Linked DNA regions of Homo sapiens: regions 1 and 3 are each linked to region 2. Evidence: chromatin contacts called from ENCODE Hi-C or POLR2A ChIA-PET data. All regions are on one chromosome and are shown on one strand. Each heading gives the region's core, a stretch centred on a gene start or an enhancer-like site at or near the end of the contact. The rest is flanking DNA. Distances are from core to core; before and after follow the strand shown. Region 1 holds the start of AK3 (adenylate kinase 3). Region 2 holds the start of BRD10 (bromodomain containing 10). Region 3 holds the start of JAK2 (Janus kinase 2).

Region 1 (2,500 bases), core at 1-2,500, 1.3 Mb before region 2:
TTTCTAGAAGGAAAACTCTGTTCCCCTCCGAAGAATGGGACTGAGGTAGGGAACGAAAGAGGGCGTTGTTTTTTATGCTATGCACGTCTATCCTGTTTGCTATCCTTACAAAAAAAAAAAAAAAAAGAAGGAAAACAAAAGAAAAAGGCCTTGTGGAAGCATTATTTCTATGTAAATGGGTTTCAAAATGAGTTTCAAAACGGGTTCTATTTTGAAAAGTAAGGTCAACATTTTTTGAGAAAAAAACTCCTGCGATTGGCTTTTCAAAAACAACCCTCTTAAGAGAGAATTTACATACCACAAATTCACCCATTGTATAGTGTAGATTGTTAACTGCCTTTCGTGCCGAGCTGTAAGAATTTATTTGGCATGAGAAACAAAATATTTTATAGAACCATGCACAAGAATAGCCTTCGTGTCTACGAAATCTAAGGATATCAAAATGAGATAATTTTATGACTGCAACAAGGGTAAATAATACTTGGCCTTGGGAATATGGGGGAAAGGTCAGAACTACAAGATCTCATAGAGCTTAACCACACCAAAAAAGAAAGAGAAAAGAAAGAAACAAAGAAAACAAAACAGAACGAGCAGACTCTAGCAGGGCTAATGACAGTCTTCCAAAGGCACCAGCACGTTGAACAAGCTGCGGCTCAGCTCGATGGACCCCCAAGAGTGGCTGCCACTGGGAGGACTTGGGCCTCTGAAACAAAGCCCGGTGGTTTCCTTTCATCTCTGAACTTCGAGCTCGACCTAACTTTCCAGTCCCTTCCCCCACCGCCACCCCATAACCCGCCCGAAGCGGCCCACGGAGGCCGGAGGTTTTGGGGCGCAGTCGCTCAGCAGCCCGAGGTCTCTGTCCCGGGCGGCGGGAGGGAAATGCCGCGCCCGCAGCCAGGGACCCGCGTGCCCAGCTTCGGCCCCTCGCCCGCGAAGTCCGACCCGGGTGACAGCGCACGGCCGGCCCTGGGCCCAGAGCTCCCACCTGTGCCCCGCAGCATGTTGTCCCGGAGCAGGTCCCCGCTGGAGAGGTGCTTCAGCTCGAAGTGTGTAGTGATGCGCGACGACACGGTGCCCTTGCCCGAGCCCGGGGCCCCCATGATCACCGCTCGCAGCAGCCGCGCGGACGCCCCCATGGCCGCAGACTGAGGCCCGCACCGCGCGGGTACCAGGGCTTTGGCCTGGCCTGCGCGCTCACCCGCTCGGCAGCCTGCGCCGGCCGGCTAGCAGCGCCACTAGCAGGCGGCTACTGCGGTTCCCCGGCGTTCCCGGAAGTGAGCCGACAGCCCCTGGGGCCGCCCAGACAGCGCGGGACCCCGCTGTTGCGTCCGCCTCTCGGCTACCCCGGCGCACCCCCCGCCCCCGACCGAGCGCCTGTTCCCGCCCAGCCGCGCAAGCCGCGCAAGCCGCGCCCCCTCTGCGCTCGCTCGGCCGCCCAGCTCCCACCTGCGCCTCTCCGCGGCCCCTCTCCACCGGCCGCTGGGCCCGGATCCCTTCGGCGCCCCTCTGCACCCACCCCCACGCGCCCTCCACTCGGCTCAGATCTACCTCCGCGCCTCTCCGCGACCCCGGAACCCCGCGCCCTGTCCGGCCCATTCCCAGCCGGATAGACCGCGCTCCCCTCTGTCCGACCTTGGCAACTCCTGCGCGCCCCCTCCCCACCTCTAGTCGCCCCTCGGAGCCGCTTGGTTTCGGGATCCACCCGCATCCACCCCTCCAACAACCCTTTCGTAGCCCTCGCCCCTAGTCCATAGCAGGCGCTGCCCTACCCAGTCCTTGCCGGACACACCGCGACCCCTTTCGTGCTCCCTTGACAACCCTGGCCCCACCTCCACCTGGCGCCCACTCGAATCCGCCCCTCCCTTCTACCCCCCTGGACCGCCAGACCCCCCGCTTCTGCACCCACTCCCGCCTTCGCCCTTCCCTCCTTCCTCCTCCTCCTCTGCTGCCGAGCGCCCTCTCTTCCCACTCCCTCTCTGTGTAGAATCACAGGGAGTGACCTTGAGCCGAGAGGGCCTACCTCATTTTACAGGAGAGGAAATCCAGCTTCCATTGAGTGAGACTCTTTTATAAATAACGTAAAAGAGTGTGTGAAACTGTGGAGGCAGGCTGTTGTAGATAGGCGGTCGGAAAAGCTTTGAAGAGATGGCATGTGTGCTGAGTGCTTAATTAGAATATGGAAGAGAGAGACATGGGCCCTTCCTATGTCCAGTTTTAGGAAAAGGCCCTAAAACTGGAGGTTTGGCATGTTTCAAGAATGGAAACAGAGGACAAAAACGTTCGAGTGAGTATCATTTTGCCTGTAAAATGGGCATAGAGGAGTAGAATGGAGGAGTTAAAATAATGTAGTACTTAGTGCAATGCCAGCTACGGGGTCAATGTTCAATAATGGTTGTCCATTTATCATCATTGCTTTGTCCCGGACACTATGCTAAGGCAGAAAGAAGGCTCTCTGAAAATAAAACACAGTTACCATTCTCCTCAGAGGTCCAGAACTGAT
Region 2 (4,372 bases), core at 1,394-3,893:
GCAAATATGTGAATAATTATTCTATTACTAAATAATCCTACTCTATGAAAGGATTCAAGAAGAGGTTCCTTAAAGAGAGCTCACTTAACGAAGACAGGCACTATGTTAACTGTTTTTGGTGAAAAAAATCACCGTTAGTCTTGAAAATGGCATATGGGAAGCCAATGACAAAGGTTACTTTTAAATTACAGTGACAAATCAAGAACCAAAAAATTAACACAATTTCTAGGAGCTATTCTGTAAGAGCACAAGTATAATGCCGTTTCAGATATGAAGTATACACTCATATTATTCAACGACTGCTACTACTTACATTAAAATGGCTAACACTTATACTTGGCTAACTATGGGAGCAGCACTGTTGATTTCACATTTATTAACTCATTAAATCCTCAAAGCAACTCTATGAGAGAAGTACTATTATTATCCCCGCTTGATAGATGAGGAAACTGAGGCCAAAAAGGTTAAGTGACTTGCTCAACTTAAATTCACTCTAATAGTAAACAGTCAAACTACTATTCCACTTCAACTACCAATACCAAAAACATTGAATTTTTCCACTCCCGAAAAATTTAAACTTTAGAAATTAACTTGGCTGACACAGACTATACAATTATTATAAAACAATACATTCATTTTAGTATCCTCCTCTTGTGTTAAATAATTGGATATATGGGTGGCGGATACCAAGAGCACAGTATCATCTGACTTGCCTATGATTTCTGGTAGAATAAACATAAATGTATAAACTTTAAAAAATGTGTGTTGATGCATTCCCTATTATTGCAAAAATTGGGTGTCCTCAGATGAAACGGAGAGAAAAGATCAGTAGTATGCAAAAGTAACCATTAACCATTTAGTAACACTCCATAAATCTTCGATGACCGACATGGGTAGTAAATGATAAAATTATTTTTTAATGGTTTAAGACACCTTTTTACATAAGCCAAAATTATTTTTCTAGAGATATTTCATCCTAAACGCTGTTTTAAATGTCATGCTAAAACTGTCTAAAAGTTGCAGGTCCAACTTCCATCCCACAAAAACTGTTCCTCTGCCTACACGTGCAATTCTTCCTACGGGACCCATTCCATTTTACATCTGCAAACTATACCCAGCTCTTCAGCGCTGCAGACTCGGGTTTCCTTCTCAGTCTACGCGCAAGCCGGGTTCGGCCCACACCCACCACACCCCTCCGGTCCCCGCCCAGCGCCGCTCCTCCTCCCGGGCTTCTCCAGCACCGACTCAGCACCTATCAGCGCCGCCCCCAGGCCCCTGGCCCAGCCCATCCTCGGGCACGTGTGAGTGTGTGTTTGTGTCAGTCTGTCAGTCCCACCGGGGACCGGGCTCGCTTACCGAGAGAGAAGCGCTAACTTCTGCTCCAGCATCATCTCCAGCTTCTGGCCCTGTTTGGAGATCCAGTGGTCCACTCCGTGCAGGCGGTAGCACGTCTCCAGCATCAACCTGAAGTCCGCCACGAACTCGGTGATGCCCCCGTACTGGCCGCTGGCGAACTTCTCTTCCATCTGCAGCAGACACATGCCCTGTCCGGGCTGCTGCGGGAAGGCGCGACCGCCCCGGCCCCCGCTGCGCGGCCCTTCCGCCACCTCCTCCTCCGCGGTGGCAACGCCCCCCAAGGGCTGCAGAAAGGGGGCGGTGAGGCCCCGGTGCTTCTCCTGCAGGAACTCGCCCAGGATGCGGTAGCCCTGCTGTAGCTCGTAGGTCAGCTCCTGCTCCTTGCAGCAACCGCCTCCGATCACCATCGCCTCCATCTCTTCCTCCTGATCGTCCGCGTCCTCCAGCGAGGAGGCACTCCTTCCGTGGGCCGGCCCTGAGGTCTGGGCCGCCGCTGCCACCTCCTCCTCGTCGTCCTCTCCTTCGGCCGCCGGTGGCGGCCGCTCTTCCTCCCCAGCCGGCTCCATCGCTCCCGGCGTCCCGGGCACACTCATGCCCCGGCAGGCCTAGGCTGGGCGGTGTGGAACAGCCGCTCGAGGTGCTGGGGGACGCGTGAGCGCGAGCCGCTTCCTCACGGCTCGGCCGCGGCGCGTAGCCCCCGCCACATCGGGCCTGGCTCTCCTCAGCCGCCGGCTCGGCTCGGTGCGCGCGGGGGTCTTGAGCTCACCGCCGGCGGGGCGGGGTTACATGGCGCGCGAGGAGGGGGGAGAGAAGAGGAGAGCCTAGGTGCCCTCCTCTCCCCTCCCCCCCGGCGGCGGCGCGCGCACGGCCCTCGCCGGCCTCACCCCTCCGCACCCCGCCCGCCTGCTCTTCACCGGCCAGGCCCTGCCGGGTCGCCGCGGCCTCGGCGCCCCACCCCCTCCCGGGCCAGCGGGGGGCTGGGAGGGGGCGAGGAGGAAGGGGGTTCTCCTCTCCCCTCCCCGGAGGGGGCCGCAGCGGCGGCTCCGGCTCCTCCTCTCCCTCACACCCCCTCCCGCCCCCCTCTACCTGCGGGGGACACGGGCAGAAGGAGGCGGTGCACGGACGGGGCCCGGCGACAACTGTCAGTTAGAAGCCCCGCTGGGCGGTGAGGGGGGAGAAAGGGGAGGGGCAGGGAGAGAAGGGGGAGGGCACTCAGCCCCCCGGCTGGGAAGAGCTGTGGAGAGAAGCAAAGAAAGAGGCCCTGTCGCCATCCCCGGTGCGCATGCGTAGTAGAACAATTCCCCCCTCCCCCCCCGCCACCATCGTGCCCCGCCCCGCTACGCAAAAGGAAGAGCTTCGGCTCAGCTACAGGCCCAGAAGCCTGCTAGGGTTGCGCGGACCAATGATGTAATCAATCGTAGGCCAATCGAACATGTTGATGGAGGGGGAAGCAAGGCGCCTGCGCAGCTTAATTCGCTACCGCCTGGGAAGGTGGCCAAAAGGCTTTTTTTAAAGCAAGTGCTTCAAGAGGAAACTTCTTTTGCAAGACCCGTGTTAGCCCCCCAAACTAAAATTAAAGTTGCTAGATAACCTTTGTTAATGGCAAATGAATAGTGAGAAAGCGCAAAATGTAAATCTTCTCTACTATAAAATTTACATTCTGTTCCCACCCTTTCTCCCTTGTGACTGCGGGTCTTCTATATATAACCAGAATTTTGAGAAGTTTAGAAAGAAAGTTTAAGGACTCGACCATACGTTCACATGCAGAAGAAAAGGAAGTGATTTTTAGAACCCCAGCTCTTAACATCAATTCATATTTTGGAACTAATTCCATGTTTTCAGTTACAAATTTCCACCCTCCCGATTCTTGAGATCTGTTAAGAATAAAGAGAATGGAACCTCATTTAAACAAATTCTTGGGACTGAAAACAGTCAAAATAGTTCATGTCTGAGTTGTACAGCATTAAACAGTTGTTTGCATGGGCTGATAATCTCACTACATTTTACAATTACTGTTTAATGACTAAAAAGTGGACTCATCATTCACATTGGTTTACATGTTACTTAAAATTAGTTGGGAGGTAGGAATTCATGGTTCCATAAAGCAAATACTACTATTTCCTCATGTTCTATTTGAAAGACGCACATATTATTTTTTCTAGGTACACAGAACCCTCGTTAAAACCTAGAATTACCTAAACACAAAAACAAAATTACAGAAATCATGCATTTTAAAAGTAAAATGTGTATAACTAAATGATTAGGATACTCTGACTCTTGCAATTGTTTACTTCTCATTAATGTGAACTTTAAAGCAGTGATAAAATTTTTTTTTAACCTCAAAGCTGTTTTTGTCCAGTAAGTTAAGTATCACTCTTAAGTAAAATAGTGAAGCGGGAACGCTCTGTTAGGGTATTCACACTGTCCTCCACACATACCTTTTATCTAGTATTCGAGGTCTCCTCTCATCAGACATTTGTAATATATAACGCATTTACAGGGTTCTCTCCCCTCAGAGAAGAGTCTGTGGACTCTGAAGAGTCCACAGAACCTCAGCTCACAGAAAGAAAAATGCAGGGATCAGTCTTACTTCAGCACCTGGCAACCAAAACGTGTGTCTGACTAGACATTCCTCCTTTCTTTCGACAAAGCCCAGGAATCTGAAGCCCAACGTACCCAAGCAAACATCCTCTACTCCTCTTTAGTCATCAGCTCTATTTCATGACTCTTGGACAATATTAGCTTACATTATTGAACCCTGTGCCACTAAGCACTTTATATTCATTGTCTCCTTTAATCTCACAACAAGCCTATCAGCTAGGTATTAACCTTATTTTTCAGATGAGGAAACTGCCTCTTAGTTTAAGAAAGTTGTTAAACAAAGTTAAAATCTAGGTCTGTCATACTTCAAAAACTCCAGGTGCCTAATTCCAAGTCATCTGGCAGAATTTCTAATTCCTCATACATAAAAGTGTAGGGAATTGCTAGAAATGTTGATAAAGGGTTTCTTAATTAA
Region 3 (4,369 bases), core at 948-3,447, 1.0 Mb before region 2:
CTCAATATTCACCACTTCCAAATGGCTTCTCCCTGCAATTCACCAATTTCAAATGGCTTCTCCCTGCAAACAGGCTGTGGACAGTAAGAGATACCATGCCTAGTTACATAAGTATATCACTGCAAAATATAGAAACATCACTTATAATGAAAGTAATACTGTTTCAGAGTTCTAAAACAAGCATTTTCTTCCCCTCACAAAATATCACATTTCCATTTCCACAGTTGTGATGCTTTTCATTTACCCATGACGTTAAGCTCATCTTTAGCTCTTCTTCATTATGTGGGTCTGTGTTCTAGCTTTTACCTCAGTAGCAGTTTTTGTTTGCAGGAAAAAAGGAACTCTTTTGGTAGTCACTGTTTGTAATTGCGGCCTTGATATTCTAAGCCATTGAGTCACAATTAATAATTAGAAATTCTTACTAACTTTGCCCATATATTACCTATGAAGCAGTAGCCGTAGGAATGCAATTTTCCTGTAAATCCCTCCCTCTTATACAGCTCTAGTTCATTATTTAAAAGATTCAGGGTGAATTCAAGTAATTTCCTATGCTGCTATCATTTGCTTAAAGACCTTTTGCAATGGGTCTTATGTAAGAAGAAATGCAGGAGTTGCTTTGGTGAGGTTTATTTAAAGAAACCATTAAGTGCAAGACAGACCTGAAGAGCAGCATCAGTTGTGTATGGGGAAACAGGAGCTATGAATGCGTCACTTCATTTAGGTTGACAGAAAGAGGGCTAATACTTGAAAAAAATCCCTACACGATCTGGTGCCAGGCTACTTCTTTGGCCTCACCTCTTACCACTGCCCCCTCCTTCCGTGTCCTCCAGCCACAGTGACCTCTTTCCTGATCCTTGAACTTGCCAAACACTTTCCCTTCTCAAGGTCTTTGCCTTCAGGAGTCCCTCTGCCTGAAATTCTTTTCCCAGATAGTCATGGGACTGGTTCATTCTCATCCTTCAGATCTCTGCTCAAATGTCACTTATTCTAGGAAATCGTTCCTGGCCACCGTAAAATAGCACACCCCCTCCTCACTTTCTACTCCTTTTCTTTGTTATTATGTATATGGCAGCAGAAAACTATGCATTTTCTTAGTGGCAATTACACACCCCGCACATTATGCATTTAAAGCGTTGTTTGTTGTTTTGTCGCTTCCATCAGAATACAATCCAGTAGGGCAAGGAGTGTGTGGGGTCGTGTTCACCTGGTATCTCTGGGGACCTACAGCCCGGCACCTAGTAGACACTCAGTAAATATTTGAATGAATGAATGAGGCCCTTTGGCAGCCGGGAAGCCCGTCACAGCCGTTGTCTCCACCCTCTCCCGGGCTACACCAGGCCACGCCGGTAAAGTTGTTTCTCCTCTAGGAGAAACATTCGCTAGGCCTTGTTGCCAACCCGCAGGCGGCTGGGCGCTTCATCCCACCCTCACCCCTTTCCAGCCAAGGTGGCTGATGGGAGTCAGGCTCTCGAGGGCGCATTGCCACGAAACAGCGTGTGTGAGCGCGTTGTCCCCGGCCCCCGGCGCCACTTCCCCTCGGCCTAGCAGCCTGGACTGGGGAAGGACGGGTCTGCTGTACCCGGGAGGTGGAAGGAAAAGCCGAAAGCGGAGAAGTGTGCGGGAGGGGAGTCTCCGCGCGGAGGCAGCCCGGCCTCCTCCAGTGCAGGCTGCGCGCTGGGGAGCCAGCCAGGGTGAGTCACTCCCGGCCGCTTCCCTGGAGGGCGGCGGCCACACACACACCCGCCCATCTAGTGAGGGCCGGGCCCAGCGCTGGCGCCTAGCTCCAGCCGGGCACCAGCGTTTCGCGAGGCGCCGCCGCCTTAACTTCCTTGCGCGCTCACGCCCAGGGGCCGTCCCAGGAATCTCCACGCGCGCTCGCCGGCTTCCCGAGAGGCAGCTGCCCTGCGTGGCCCGCGCCTGCCGGTCCCGCGACCAGCACCGAGCGGCGCACGCGCACTGCAGGACGCGCGTCCGGCTCTCCCCCAGCCTCTATCCGGCCCGGTCTCCTGCCATTCGGGGAGACTGCAGGCCAACCGGGAGGCTGAGTTCGAAGCTAGCAGGGCGGCGAAGCCAGTGTCGCCCGCGGCGTTGAGAAGACGGTGTGGCCCCGGAGAGGGTGGAGACAACTGTGACGGGCTTCCCGGCTGCCCGAAGTGGGAGTGGTGTGGGGCTGCAGGAAGGAGAGAGGAAGAGGAGCAGAAGGGGGCAGCAGCGGACGCCGCTAACGGCCTCCCTCGGCGCTGACAGGCTGGGCCGGCGCCCGGCTCGCTTGGGTGTTCGCGTCGCCACTTCGGCTTCTCGGCCGGTCGGGCCCCTCGGCCCGGGCTTGCGGCGCGCGTCGGGGCTGAGGGCTGCTGCGGCGCAGGGAGAGGCCTGGTCCTCGCTGCCGAGGGATGTGAGTGGGAGCTGAGCCCACACTGGAGGGCCCCCGAGGGCCCAGCCTGGAGGTCGTTCAGAGCCGTGCCCGTCCCGGGGCTTCGCAGACCTTGACCCGCCGGGTAGGAGCCGCCCCTGCGGGCTCGAGGGCGCGCTCTGGTCGCCCGATCTGTGTAGCCGGTGGGTGTTATCTCTGCCTGGCTTCTGGGTGGGGGGCAGCAGCTGTCTCTCCACCCCCTTCCTACCTTTTGGTCCCGCCTGCCCCCTGCTAGTGGCAGCAAACTTCTGAGCCAGAAAAATCTTCCTCTTTAAGACGACACCTAGAACGAGTCTTGCTGGTGATATTTGCTTCCATTTGTGTCTTATAATTCCCTCGCTCCCGCCTCCTTATTCCTTTTTAAAATTTTCTAGACACTTAAACAGCCTAGAAAAAGCATTTGTTTCCCCTGGATTTATGTGGTAGTAGTTAACTGCTGCTTCTGTTTTTAGGTTTCAGAAGCAGGCAACAGGAACAAGATGTGAACTGTTTCTCTTCTGCAGAAAAAGAGGCTCTTCCTCCTCCTCCCGCGACGGTGGGTGTGCTGTCCTTTATCGCTGCAGTAAAGGCGAAGGTGTCTGGAGCTGGGAGTGCGTGCGTAGGGAAGGTTGGAAGCGTGTGAAGAGAGGCAGGGCTCATTGTTGCTTACTCTTCTGAAAATGTCAGTGCTAAACTTTTAATGTTGATCTGGGAGAGTAATTTTGGGGTGTTTTGTTGTTCGTCTTGGATCCTTTAAGAAACATTTTTTTGTTGGCTTTACACATAACGTGACTTTGCAGAGAAACGAAAAACGTTGTCCATTACCCTTTCTTCTTAAGCAGCCAGAGATTCTTAATCCTTTAAAGAGGAGTATTTCCAAGCAATAAGAGATAGCTTTTGGGAGAACACGTTAGCTATTCTTGCTGGGGTTTCTGCTACCACATTGAATGTTTCCTCATGGTTTTATCTGCCTAAGCTTGCTGTGTCGGTTGAATTTACCCAGTTTGTTTTCCAGTAATTACTAATCTGTTAGGAGAAACTCCATTTCTCTGAATGAAAGGGTAGGAGCGGCTGAGTATGGAGAAGGAAACTGGAAGTGGGAATAAGGGAAATGATTGCTTTTGGTTTCATAATAAGTTTGTACAGTGAGTTGTTGGGCTACTGCAAATAAAGATTTTGTATCCCTTCTCCAGAATGCTTGGGACCAAAAGTGTTTTGGATTTTTTTTAAAAATTTTGGAATGTTTGCATATACAAAATCAGACATCTTGAGGATGGGACCCAAGTGTAAATACGAAATTCGTTTGTTTCATATAGACCTTATTCACACAGCCACTAAGTCATTTGCAATATTTTTAATACGTCTGTGCATGAAACAAAGTTTGTATTAAGTACCTATGCGGGGAATTTTCCCCTTGTAGCATCATGTTGGTGCTCAAAATGTTTCAGATTTTGCAGCTTTTCAGATAAGGGATGATCAGCTTGTATTTTGATATAACACCCAGAACATTTGAAGATGAATAATCAATTTTTGGCCTCCCTTCCCCCATCCGCCTCACCTTATACCACTTTAAGTGTGAGAATTATTTGCTTGTACATGCATTTGTCTGTTGGTGTGTAACGTATGTACAGACTGGATGTATCCAGCACTTGCCTTAATAGTACATGTATTTACCTGAATAGGAAAGCTGCAGTACTTGCTGGCCAGAAGAGCACACCATGCTTGTTTTTGCTCTAACTGAATATCCTGTATTTGCAATTTATAGCAGTTTTAGGGACTCATTAGGGAATTTTGTGTGTGTGTGCCTTTGGTGATTTGAGACAGGTGTCTCAGATATGGGAAGGGAATATGACATTGTTTCTCTTTCACCTGGCTATTACTGAAAGGTGGGATGCTTTTGAGGCAGAATAGGAAAGTGCATTGGCTTTGGAGTGAGATCTGGATTTGAATCCTGGTGTTCTTGCCACTTAAGAGTTG

What was found. Hi-C counts contacts between places; a loop is a spot of excess contacts on that map. ChIA-PET counts read pairs that join two places held with the same protein, here RNA polymerase II (POLR2A). Pooled maps may share reads with other maps.
Region 1: a loop to region 2 is called in a map of B cell, with 7 times the contacts of the local background. The contact joins the promoter of AK3 here to the promoter of BRD10 in region 2. A Hi-C loop is called at or near these places in 3 of 168 maps with a recorded cell type or tissue (B cell and naive thymus-derived CD4-positive, alpha-beta T cell), 1 of 37 single-sample maps with no recorded cell type and 11 of 50 pooled maps. POLR2A ChIA-PET finds 5 or more read pairs at or near these places in 2 of 52 experiments (OCI-LY7 and naive thymus-derived CD8-positive, alpha-beta T cell).
Region 3: a map of B cell shows a loop between it and region 2 (9-fold over the local background). The contact joins the promoter of JAK2 here to the promoter of BRD10 in region 2. A Hi-C loop is called at or near these places in 5 of 168 maps with a recorded cell type or tissue (B cell, CD4-positive, alpha-beta memory T cell, CD8-positive, alpha-beta T cell and 1 more), 3 of 37 single-sample maps with no recorded cell type and 22 of 50 pooled maps.

The regions. Positions count from the first base shown.
Region 1 is chr9:4,739,952-4,742,451 of GRCh38, forward strand. It overlaps AK3 (adenylate kinase 3), which reads right to left and starts at 1,251. Exons shown (of 5, transcript NM_016282.4): 1 at 986-1,251. The coding sequence starts at 1,136. RefSeq lists silencers at 781-920, 1,151-1,640.
Region 2 is chr9:6,005,839-6,010,210 of GRCh38, forward strand. It overlaps BRD10 (bromodomain containing 10), which reads right to left and starts at 2,644. Exons shown (of 8, transcript NM_001017969.3): 1 at 1,357-2,644. The coding sequence starts at 1,949. MIR4665 (microRNA 4665) reads left to right here and starts at 1,988; the gene lies at 1,988-2,066. RefSeq lists silencers at 1,112-1,171, 1,562-1,721, 1,912-2,141, 2,192-2,711 and enhancers at 1,312-1,541, 1,673-2,174, 2,175-2,674.
Region 3 is chr9:4,983,075-4,987,443 of GRCh38, forward strand. JAK2 (Janus kinase 2) reads left to right here and starts at 2,198. Exons shown (of 25, transcript NM_004972.4): 1 at 2,198-2,556; 2 at 2,866-2,948. RefSeq lists silencers at 151-280, 1,731-1,780, 1,821-1,900, 2,291-2,620 and enhancers at 1,249-2,082, 2,011-2,150, 2,951-3,000.